2 separate regions of the Homo sapiens genome follow, and region 2 is linked to region 1. The links are chromatin loops, found by intact Hi-C in ENCODE. Cell type or tissue: ovary. All regions are shown on one strand. Each heading gives the region's core, and the rest is flanking DNA. Links, peaks and the distances in the headings are about the cores only. Region 1 overlaps MIER2 (MIER family member 2). Region 2 overlaps SPMAP2 (sperm microtubule associated protein 2).

Region 1 (5,364 bases), core at 106-5,105:
ACTGCAAGCTCCGCCTCCCGGGTTCACGCCATTCTCCTGCTTCAGCCTCCTGAGTAGCTGGGACTACAGGCACCCGCCATGACTCCCGGCTAATGTTTTGTATTTTTAGTAGAGACGAGGTTTCACCGTGTTAGCCCGGGTGGTCTCGATCTCCTGACCTCGTGATCCGCCCGCCTCAGCCTCCCAAAGTGCTGGGATTACAGGTGCCCGCCACCGCGCCCGGCCTAATTTTGTATTTTTAGTAGAGATGGGTTGTCTCCATGTTGGCCAGGATGGTCTCGATCTCCTGACCTCGTGATCCGCCCACGTCGGCCTCCCAAAGTGCTGGGATTACAGGCGTGAGCCACTGGACCTGGCCTGTTGTTTGTTTTTTAATTTTTTTATATCTTCTTTTGGATTAATAGGTTTATTTTGTCCTTCTGTTTCAGCTTATAAGTTTTAGTTTTAGCGCTTTAGAGGTTACAACATGAATTATTGACTTATCACAGTCTACATTTTTTTTGAGATAGAGTCTTGTTCTGTCGCCCAGGCTGGAGTACAGTGGTGTGATCTCGGCTCATTGCAACCTCCGCCTCCTGGGCTCAAGCGATTCTCCTGCCTCAGCCTCCCAAGTAGGTGGGACTACAGGCACACGCCACCATCCCCAGCTAATTTTTGTATTTTTAGTAGGGATGAGGTGTCACTGTGTTGGCTATGCTGGTCTTGAACTCCTGACCTCCAGTGACCTCAGCCTCCCAAAGTGCTGACATTACAGGAGTGAGCCACCACACCGGGCCTCACAGCTTGAAATAAGTACATTCTAGTTCCCCTACAATGCAAGAAACAGTTTAACTCAATTTACCTGCCCCCTGCCTTTTGTGCTATCGTTAATTTTACATATGAGCCGGCTGTGGTGGCTCATGCCTATAATCCGAGCACTTTGGGAGGCCGAGGCAGGCAGATTGCCTGAGGTCAGGAATTTGAGACCAGCCTGGCCAACATGGTGAAACCCTGTGTCTACTAAAAATACAAAAATTAGCCAGGCGTGGTGGGCACCTGTAGTCCCAGCTACTCGGGAGGCTGAGGCAGGAGAATCGCTTGAACCCCGGAGATGGAGGTTGCAGTGAGCCAAGATCGCACCACTGCACTCCAGCCTGGGGGACAGAGCAAGACTCCATCTCCAAAAAAAAAAAATCTACATATCACAAGATGATAACATTGTTGTTTTAAACAGTGAACATTCTTTGTATTTATCCTATCCACATATTTCCTCCAGCTTCCATTTGGAATCATTTCCTTCAGCCGGAAGAACTTCCTTTGTAATAGGCCTTGTGCTTTCTTTCAGCATTTTTTTGTCTGAAAAGCCTGGATTTTTGCTTTCATTCTTTAAAGCATATTTTCATGGCATGTTTTTCCAGGTTTGCAGGGTGTTTTCTTTCAACACTTGAAAAATTTCACTCCATTGCGTTTTGGCTGTCATCGTTTCTGTTGAGAAGTCAGAGGACGGTCTTACTCTTTCTTCTGAAGTCATTGTGCCCTTTTCTCTCCTAAGAGTTGTTTCCTTTCCTTTATTTGTTTGTTTTTCACCAGTTTGGCTCTCCTGTGCCTGTGCACACGTCTTCGTGTGTCCTTGTATTCGTCCTGAGTTTCCTGGCTCTGTGGGTTGGTATCAGTCGTCAGTTTTGAAGAATTCTTGGCTGTTACCTCTTCAGATTTTGTGCTGCCTCCTTCTTTGCTTTCTCTGTCACTCATTTACACGTATCTTAGAGGTTGCCTCACTGTCTTGTACTACCCTAAACGGTGTTCTTTCCTTTTACACTTTGGTTTTGGTCTTGTAAACATTGGTTTCCTTTTGATTCCACTAATTGTGTTTTGTGCTGTGTTCAGGCTGCTGGTAAAAAAGCTGTTCAGTGGGTCCATTCGGGTATTGTATTATCCAGTCCTGGAAGGTCCTTGAGATTCTTTTCTATAAATTTCAAGTCTCTGCTGAGACTCTCCGGCGTTTTGTCCATTTCCTTAACGTATTAATCCTCGTTAGATTGAAGTCTTCGTGTGCTGACTCTTAACATCGGCTGTGTGTAGACCTGCTTTGTTGTCTGATGTGTTCTTGTTTTGTTTGTTTGTTTGAGACGGAGTCTCGCTCTTCTCGCCCAGGCTGGAGTGCAGTGGCGCGATCTTGGCTCACTGCAACCTCTGCCTCCCGGGTTCAAGTGATTCTCCTCCCTCAGCCTCCCGAGTAGCGGAGATTACAGGCGCCCATGACCACGCCCGGCTAATTTTTGTATTTTTAGTAGAGCTGGGGTTTCGCCATGTTTGCCAGGCTGGTCTCGAACTCCTGACCTCAGGTGACCCGCCCGCCTCAGCCTCCCAAAGTGCTGGGATGACAGGCGTGAGCCACCACGCCTGGCCTTGTTTTCTTGTTTTATTCTGAGACAGGGTCTTGCTCTGTTTCCCAGGCTGGAGTGCAGTGGTGCAATCATGGCTCATTGCAACCTCGACCTCCTGGGCTCAGTCCCACCTTAGCCTCAATCCCACCGTAGCTGGGACTACAGACGTGCCTGTACTACATTTGAAATTTTTTGTAGAGATGGAGTGTGCGAGTCTCAAACTCTGGCCTCAACCGATCCTCCCACCTCAGCCTCCCAGAGTGCTGGGATTACAGACATGAGCCCTCACATCCGGTTAATGTTTTTCCCTCGTGTTTTCCCACCCTTCACATGCTAGGCTGTATGTGGTGTTCTTTTTCTCCAGAGATGGTCTGCTGTTTTCTTGGAGACCACCTCTGTCCAAGCAGGGCTCAGGTGTCGCCTGTGGAGATGGAGAAAGGTGGCTGTGGTGTCTGCCTGTTTTCCTCATGGCCATGAGGACCGGGAGAGGCCCCTGCTTGGTGGGGCACAGCACCAACCTGGGAGCTAGTTACCGCGTCAGCCCCCGGCAGTGGAGACTCCCGTGTGGAGCTGTTTTCCCCAGTGCGTTTTTCACATTTCTTCCCGTGCACTGATTTTGTTTTTTATTTGTTGGTTTGCTTTGTTTGGGATCCTGTGCCTCTTTCCTGGATAATTGAGAGGTGCTGGCACTTGAGCCTTGCCAGACCTGGCCCTGAGCTCTCCCCTGCCTTGTCCCCAGTCACGTCCCTCACCACAGCTGGAGGCTGCGTCCCTCCCTTTGCCGAAAGCCAATTGCATCTGAGGTCGTGGACTTTTCCTCCCCTCTGTGAGCACATCTGCCATCCACACCAGCTACCGGGGGCAGGATGTCTCCCCAGAGGTGATGCACCTTCTGGCCGTGGCTCTTCAGCTCCCAGGGTTAGAGCGCGACAGTGCCTAACTGTGGGGGCTCCCGCTTGTCCACGGGCCCAAGTCTCAGCTGCCTTTATGCAGAGTCGGGGGCGTCCTTGCTGCTCCCTCAGGCCTCTGCATTTCAGGTGCCCTTGTAGCTGTGCAGCCTGAAGCCAGCCTCACCTCACTGGTCTCACTACTTAGAACCCCCTCTGCAGAGTCCTTGCTTAGAATTCCCCTGCCCCAGATCTAGGCTGTCCACAGCTTCCTCTGACCCCTTGGCTGGATCAGGCGCCCCTGCTGACTGCTCATGGCTCCCTGCACTTGGTCGTTGGGATACAGGCCTGTGTGTGGTGCCCAGAGCCTGCTCTGGACCCACTCGGTAGTTGAATTGAGCACAGCAGCACCAAGCCCAGGAGGAGCACAGGGATGGCGGCCCAGGGCTTGGGAAAGGGAGGACGGACAGTGCCTCCTCCCTGTCAGGGGCTGAGTTGGCTGCTTTGCTTGTCCTGGCGTGTGTGGGTGCAGATTGGGTTCCTGCAAGCTGACCTTTGCCCTCTGCTTGTGCAGTCTACGAGAACGAAGACCAGCTGCTCTGGGACCCCAGCGTCCTCCCTGAGAGGGAGGTGGAGGAGTTCCTGTACAGGGCGGTGAAGCGGCGTTGGCACGAGATGGCCGGGCCTCAGCTCCCAGAGGGAGAAGCCGTGAAAGACAGTGAGCAGGTGGGGGCTGCCATGCCGGGGACAGAGGGGCTGAGGGCTGCCGTGGCGTGGGCCAGAGCTCACACCCCAGTGCCTCCAGGGGCCAGGGAGGGCAGAGGGGAGGGCAGGGGTCAGGTGTGTGGGGGCCAGGGCACTGGAACAGCTACTCAGGTCAGAAGGGGGGCCAATTAAAACCACGTATCAGGGAGGAGGTGTAGACGCCTCCGGGTATCCTGCAAGGGGATGTAGACACCCCTGATGTCACTCCCTGGATAGAGGTGTAGGTGGCCCTGACATCGCCCAGGAGGATGGTGTGGACGGCCCCTGATGCCAGTCCCTGGATAGAGGTGTAGGTGGCTCTGACATCGCCCAGGAGGGTGGTGTGGACGGCCCCTGATGCCAGTCCCTGGATAGAGGTGTAGGTGGCCCTGACATCGCCCAGGAGGGTGGTGTGGACGGCCCCTGATGTCACTCCCTGGATAGAGGTGTAGGTGGCCCTGACATCGCCCAGGAGGGTGGTGTGGACGGCCCCTGATGTCACTCCCTGGATAGAGGTGTAGGTGGCCCTGACATCGCCCAGGAGGGTGGTGTGGACGGCCCCTGATGTCACTCCCTGGATAGAGGTGTAGGTGGCCCTGACATTGCCCAGGAGGGTGGTGTGGACGGCCCCTGATGTCACTCCCTGGATAGAGGTGTAGGTGGCCCTGACATCGCCCAGGAGGGTGGTGTGGACGGCCCCTGATGTCACTCCCTGGATAGAGGTGTAGGTGGCCCTGACATCGCCCAGGAGGGTGGTGTGGACGGCCCCTGATGTCACTCCCTGGATAGAGGTGTAGGTGGCCCTGACATCGCCCAGGAGGGTGGTGTGGACGGCCCCTGATGCCAGTCCCTGGATAGAGGTGTAGGTGGCTCTGACATCGCCCAGGAGGGTGGTGTGGACGGCCCCTGATGTCACTCCCTGGATAGAGGTGTAGGTGGCCCTGACATCGCCCAGGAGGGTGGTGTGGACGGCCCCTGATGTCACTCCCTGGATAGAGGTGTAGGTGGCCCTGACATCGCCCAGGAGGGTGGTGTGGACGGCCCCTGATGTCACTCCCTGGATAGAGGTGTAGGTGGCTCTGACATCGCCCAGGAGGGTGGTGTGGACGGCCCCTGATGCCACTCGCTGGATGGTATAGACAGTTCTTGCTGTCGGCTCCTGCGCTGAGCCCATGGAAGAGCCAACATGTCCTCTCCCCAGGCGCTGTACGAGTTGGTGAAATGCAACTTCAATGTGGAGGAGGCCCTGCGAAGGCTGCGGTTCAACGTGAAGGTGATCCGAGGTGAGCAGCGGTCTGGGCCTTCCTTCCGCTGCGGCCCCGCCCTGGGCACTGCTGACCGTTCTCCCCGGCCTGGGCCTTCCTTCC
Region 2 (5,364 bases), core at 296-5,295, 58 kb before region 1:
GAGTTTGGAGTCAGGCAGACTGAGTTCAGGTGCCCAGAGTTCAGAGTTTAGCGAGTGATGGCCTCAAGTCAGACAGAGAGAATAAGAAATGGGAAAAAAAAAGCCTCCCAACTCAAAAGTTGAAACCATTCTAAGCACCACACGTGGCTAAAAGGTTTTAAATGGTCGGGAGGAACACGTTCTGGGTGAACTGACGCTTCGGCCAATCAGCACTGGGGGCGCTGATTTTGGGCAGTTGCTGGAGTGTCCCCAGCAAGGCGCGCACTCTACATACCTCTGGGACTCGGCTCCCGTCCTCCCTGCAGCGTGGTCCCTGCACGTGCCCGACCTGCCCCCTTCTCACCGTGGTTTCCGTGCCGCCCAGGGAGGTTTGCCGCCCAAGAACAAAGTGGCTGCCCTGCCCTCATGGGGCTCTGCCAACCTGCAGAGAAAACAGCAGGAGTGTGAGGGGATTCTGGGGAGAACGTGGGAGCCAGCAGCTGCATCAAGCAAGGACAGGGCAGATATCCTGGCATTTGGCATCTTCACCTGCTGCCTGTTTCCCTCCCACAGTCTGTGAGCTTTCTGGGAGGCAGGAGCCGCTCTCTTTAGAGGGTGGTTGCCCCTCTGGGGCCTGGCATACAGTAAGCACTTGACAGATGTCTGTGAGATGAGTAAACACTACCTTAGTACTCACCAAAACAGCCCCGCCAGGTGGGAGCTGGTCTCACCTCCAATTCACAGAGGAGGAAGCTGAGGACCAGGGGAGACAGGTGACCTGGACGGGTCTTCCATCCAGCGAGCAGTGGAGCTGCGGTTGGTCCAGGCCTTCGTGGTGCCAAAGTCCTCCCTCAGAGACCCCTCGAGGGAAAGGAGAGGCGGGTGGGCAGGGTGAGTGCAGACAAAAGGCGCTTGAGCAAGACCCACGCTTCTCTGGGCTCCCAAACGCATCGGGGCGGGAAAGCAGCTCCAACTTCAACGTGGAATTCTCCCAAAGCCGGCTGTCCATCAGCCAGAAGCTCCCCAGCACCACCATGACCAAAGCAAGGAAGAGGAGGAGGCGGAGGAGGCTCATGGAGCTGGCAGAGCCCAAGATAAACTGGCAAGTCCTGAAAGACAGGTGAGGACACGCCAGACCACGGCCTCGTAGGGGCAGCGTGGGCGGCTTTCTCTGCACCCTTCCCGGGCTCCTCCTGTCCCCACTGCTCGGCTCCCCTCCCCCAGCTGCCACCACATCCAGCAAACTTAGGGTAGGTGGGGTTGGCCAGTTAAGGAGGTGGCCAGACACTGGGAGTGGCTAGGGAACGGTGGCCCTCTGGGCGGTGGCCAAAGGAGAGTGAGGAGTTTGGGAGCAAACGGGAGACCCAGGGCAAGAGGCAGTGGGGCTCGGACCCTGTCTCCTCGCAGGAAGGGACGCTGTGGTAAGGGGTATGCCTGGATCTCCCCATGTAAGATGAGCTTGCACTTCTGTCTCTGCTGGTAAGTCCAGGGCTGTCTCCGCCGTGTGCCTATGCTGGGGGACACGTGTCAGGTTCCAGGGGACCCCTTCACTCCAGCCACCCTCCTCTCTCCAGGGAGGAGGATCAGGGAGGGCTCCTCAGATGTGGGGCTCTCCACCCTTGTGACCTGGGTCTGCTCCCAGGAGGTGGCCCTGGGCCCTCTTCTTAGCTATGCTTCTCCCCCAGCTACCTCCTTCTCTGGACATCAGCCTTGCTCACAATAATCCACGCGTCCCGCCGGCCCCCCCACTGTCCTTCTCTGGCCTACCCCCTCTCCCAGCAACTCCACACCCCACCTCGGCCACCCTCCTGGCAGAGACCCAGGCTTGTTTCCGGGCAGGGCCAGGGCTCTCTGCCTCCCTTGCCCTGAGCCGTCCGCTTATTCCAGGCCCTCTGTGTACTGGACCGAGCGGTTCCTTGAGGACACCACCCTCACCATCACAGTGCCCGGTAGGTGGAGCCCGTGCCTGCTGAGACCCCTGCCCCCGGCTGCCGGCCTCCAGGGAACCTGCCCCGCCCCATCTAGATACTTCTGGCCTCCCTTGCCCCATCTCCTCGGAGCCTCTGTCCTCCCCACTGGAGTCTGTCCCCTGAGGAGCTAGAGCTGAGACTGGTCCTGGGGGTGAGGGGCATGGGGAACACTCTCTAGGATAGGGCCAAATCGGGGCAAGAATTTACAAAAAGACCCTTTGCTTTCCCTTCCACAATGATTTCCATGCTTTTCTTGAGAGGAATTTGGTATTGAGGTATCATAGATACCTTCAAATGAGACACTTCGAGAGTTCCCCATAGAGGAGAATAACAGTCCAGTTCTCTCCTGTGCTGTTCTTGACTTTAGACCTACAGTCATCACTAGGCCCCTGGAAACCCCAGGCTTGTACTAACTTCAGAACAAAACCCATTTTCCCAGCCTGTGGGTCCCTGGATCTGTATTGAGCCCCGTTGAGGAGCCACGGTGCTGGGCTGCTGTTCCAGCCCTGCCACTCCCATCCGGTGTCCGAGAAAGGACCTTCAAGCCTCTGAGCCCATTGTCCCTAAATCAGGGACAGCAAATCTTCTCTCTGCAGGGTGTCTGGCCCCCAGTTGTCTCTGCCCACAGTTCTTCCAATTCAGCCTCCTGCCCAAGCTCATGAAAAGCTGAATTCCGCATGCAGAAGCCCCTGGGAACTGCAGGGTGTTGACACTGGGGTTCACTGACTCCGTTTCCCATTTTGCATAGCGGTGTCCCGCCGCGTGGAGGAACTGTCTCGGCCCAAGAGATTCTACCTGGAATATTACAACAACAACAGGTGGGGGAAGGAGGGCTGGGTGGCTACTCAGAAGGCAGAGTTTGGCAGAAATGCCTTATTCTCGCCTGACAGGATGCTGTGTGGGAAAGGGTCCAGGTCCTAGCCCTAGACAGCTGGTGTTCAGACGGGGCTGGCCTGCTTCCCAGCCCACATCCCCAGCAGGCTGCTTCCCAGTCCACATCCCCAGCAGGCTGCTTGGCCCCGTGCAACTGCATTGCCAGCTGTGGAATGGTGGTGGAGGGCACCCGTGAACGGGGATTTGCACAGCGCCTGACACAGTGCGTGCTCAGATGTTATCACCATTGTGACTGTATTTTGTTTACTCAAAAAAGGTGGAAATTCTAAGACACATTAGTATTTTATGTACAAAATTCTTTCTTACCACTTACAGCCCCTGTGCTTGTTAAAAGTGATCTTTAGTTATTTAGACACAACATATAATTACCCATCTTTTATGCAGCGTATGAAGGAAAGCACAGCTGAAGTAGACAGCGGAAGTGTGTCCAACTGTTTTGAACCACTTCTGACACAGACGTTGATGTGGGTGTCGCACACACTGTCCTCACGCCTCTGTGCACTTTTTAACGCCAAATCATACTGTGACCTGAAGACAATTTAAACTGTAATTAAACTTAACTCCTGTAGAAGCAGCAGTGCAGATCACGTGAACAGCACACACAGATGCAGCCAGATGTAGCCAGGACACTTCCGCCATCTGGCTGGCAGCACTCGTAAGCTGCATCCTAACCTCAGACCTGTTCAATGTGGAGACCTTGCCTTAGAATCAATGAAATGCGGCTTTATTTCCGAGCAGAGGCATAGCTGAGACCTGATTTCAGAAGGCACAGCCCCGGGAGCTCAGCTGTCCTTCGCTTTCCCCAGCTTTGCAACCTCAGGACAGACACTTTCATCCCTTGGGTCCAAGTGCTCACGCCAGGCTCTTGATGATGGGGGTGTGTAGAGAAGGCCTGGGAGGAGCTGCCGTCCCAGAAGGGAATGGAGAAGGCCTGGACCTGAGGGTGGACGTTGCACATTGAGCAGAGACAACCCTGGGAGATGGTAGCTCTGTACTTGAGAACTCTTAGAAATTCTTTACGAATCCCTGTTTGGAGACGCTTTCAAAACTCACCACTCTCCCAGGCTCTCTTAACCCCAGAAACAGAGGAGGAGCTGGGAAAGACAGACAGACACATATGGAGGAGCTGGGAAAGACAGACAGACACATACACACACACACACACACACACACACACACACACACCCCCACCCCCGGCCGAGCTGCTGGTCTAAAATGGGGACCTCCCCCAGGACGACTCCTGTCTGGCCCATTCCTCGGTCCTCCCTGGAATACAGAGCGTCGAGTCGCCTGAAGGAACTGGCCGCCCCGAAGATTCGTGATAACTTCTGGAGCATGCCCATGTCTGAGGTGGGTGCCCCGTGCCCCCCGCGACTCACCCCCGCCAGGCGGGCTGGGACCCGGCAGAGAGTGAAAGAGGCTTTGCGTTTGGGAGTCAGGGGAGGAGGAGAAGCTGCACAGGGCGGCTGCCTTTGTCTGGGAGCAGCTTTCTTTTGATCTCTCACTGTCTTCAGAGCCGCCCAGGGGTCATCCTTCCCTGCGCTTCAGTCCGGGTGGATCCCAAAGCTTCCAGCTCACACTCAGGAATTAGAACAGTCTTATCTCAGGTGTTCAGAAAGCGCTCATCTCTCGCCCCAGCTCAGGCCGGACTCCTGGCCACCGGCAACCACTGACCTCGCTCTACGCCCTGTACCTTTTGCTTTTCCGAAAGTCTGAACCCCGCAGCCTGCGGGCTTGACCCGGCTTCTGCCGCCCCCCGCCCTGCATCTGAGACTCTCGCGTGCGTCGGTAGTTTATTCCTTGTCGTCGCCGGTTCAATTCCAGAATTTGCCGATCCAGGCACCCACTGAAGGGTATTTGGGTGGCTTCCAGTTTAGGACTGTTACGATAAAACTGATGTGAATACGCCGGGCGCGGTGGCTCACGCCTGTCATCCCAGCACTTTGGAAGGCTGAGGCGGGTGGATCACGAGGTCAGCAGATCGAGACCATCCTGGCTAACATGGTGAAACCCTGTCTCTACTAAAAATACAAAAAAAAAAAAAAATTAGCCGGGGGTGGTGGCGGGCGCCTGTAGTCCCAACTACTCCGGAGGCTGAGGCAGGAGAATCGCTTGAACCCGGGAGGCGGAGCTTGCAGTGAGCCGAGATCGCGCCACTGCCCTCCAGCCTGGGCGACAGAGCGAGACTCCGCCTCAAAAAAAAAAAACAAAACTGTGAATATCTGTATACAGCTTTTTGTGGAGGCGTAAGTTTCCATATCTCCAGGGTAATACCCAGAATTGGAATTTCTCAGTTACTGGGTATATGTAACTTTTAAAAAACTGACCAATGGTTGTCCAAAGTGACGGCGCCGTCTTGCATTCTCTGGGCCGGGATTGAGCTCAGGCTCTCCCCATCCTGGCCGCCGTCTTGCATTCTCTGTGTGGGGATTGCGCTCAGGCGCTCCCCATCCTGGCCACCATCTTGCATTGTCTGGGCCGGGAGTGGGAGCCCAGGTGCGCCGTATCCTGGCCATCTTGC

Evidence for each region. Peaks named below come from ENCODE experiments on the same cell type or tissue, not always from the same donor. Only the 100,000 strongest peaks of a DNase experiment are listed, where the experiment ranks them.
Region 2: a loop joins it to region 1, with 2.0 times the contacts of the local background. A loop is called at or near these places in 1 of 110 quality-filtered maps.

Annotation. Positions count from the first base shown.
Region 1 is chr19:312,107-317,470 of GRCh38, reverse strand. It overlaps MIER2 (MIER family member 2), which reads left to right. Exons shown (of 14, transcript NM_017550.3): 8 at 3,828-3,979; 9 at 5,199-5,280. Among named protein-coding and RNA genes, the nearest start is that of PLPP2, 23 kb to the right of the region's middle. In ovary, for the core only: no CTCF peak of the experiment used is centred there; no DNase peak of the experiment used is centred there.
Region 2 is chr19:370,034-375,397 of GRCh38, reverse strand. SPMAP2 (sperm microtubule associated protein 2) reads left to right here. Exons shown (of 8, transcript NM_016585.5): 2 at 977-1,099; 3 at 1,387-1,458; 4 at 1,867-1,928; 5 at 2,698-2,767; 6 at 4,076-4,193. Among named protein-coding and RNA genes, the nearest start is that of SPMAP2, 3.3 kb to the left of the region's middle. In ovary, for the core only: no CTCF peak of the experiment used is centred there; a DNase peak (open chromatin) is centred at 2,868.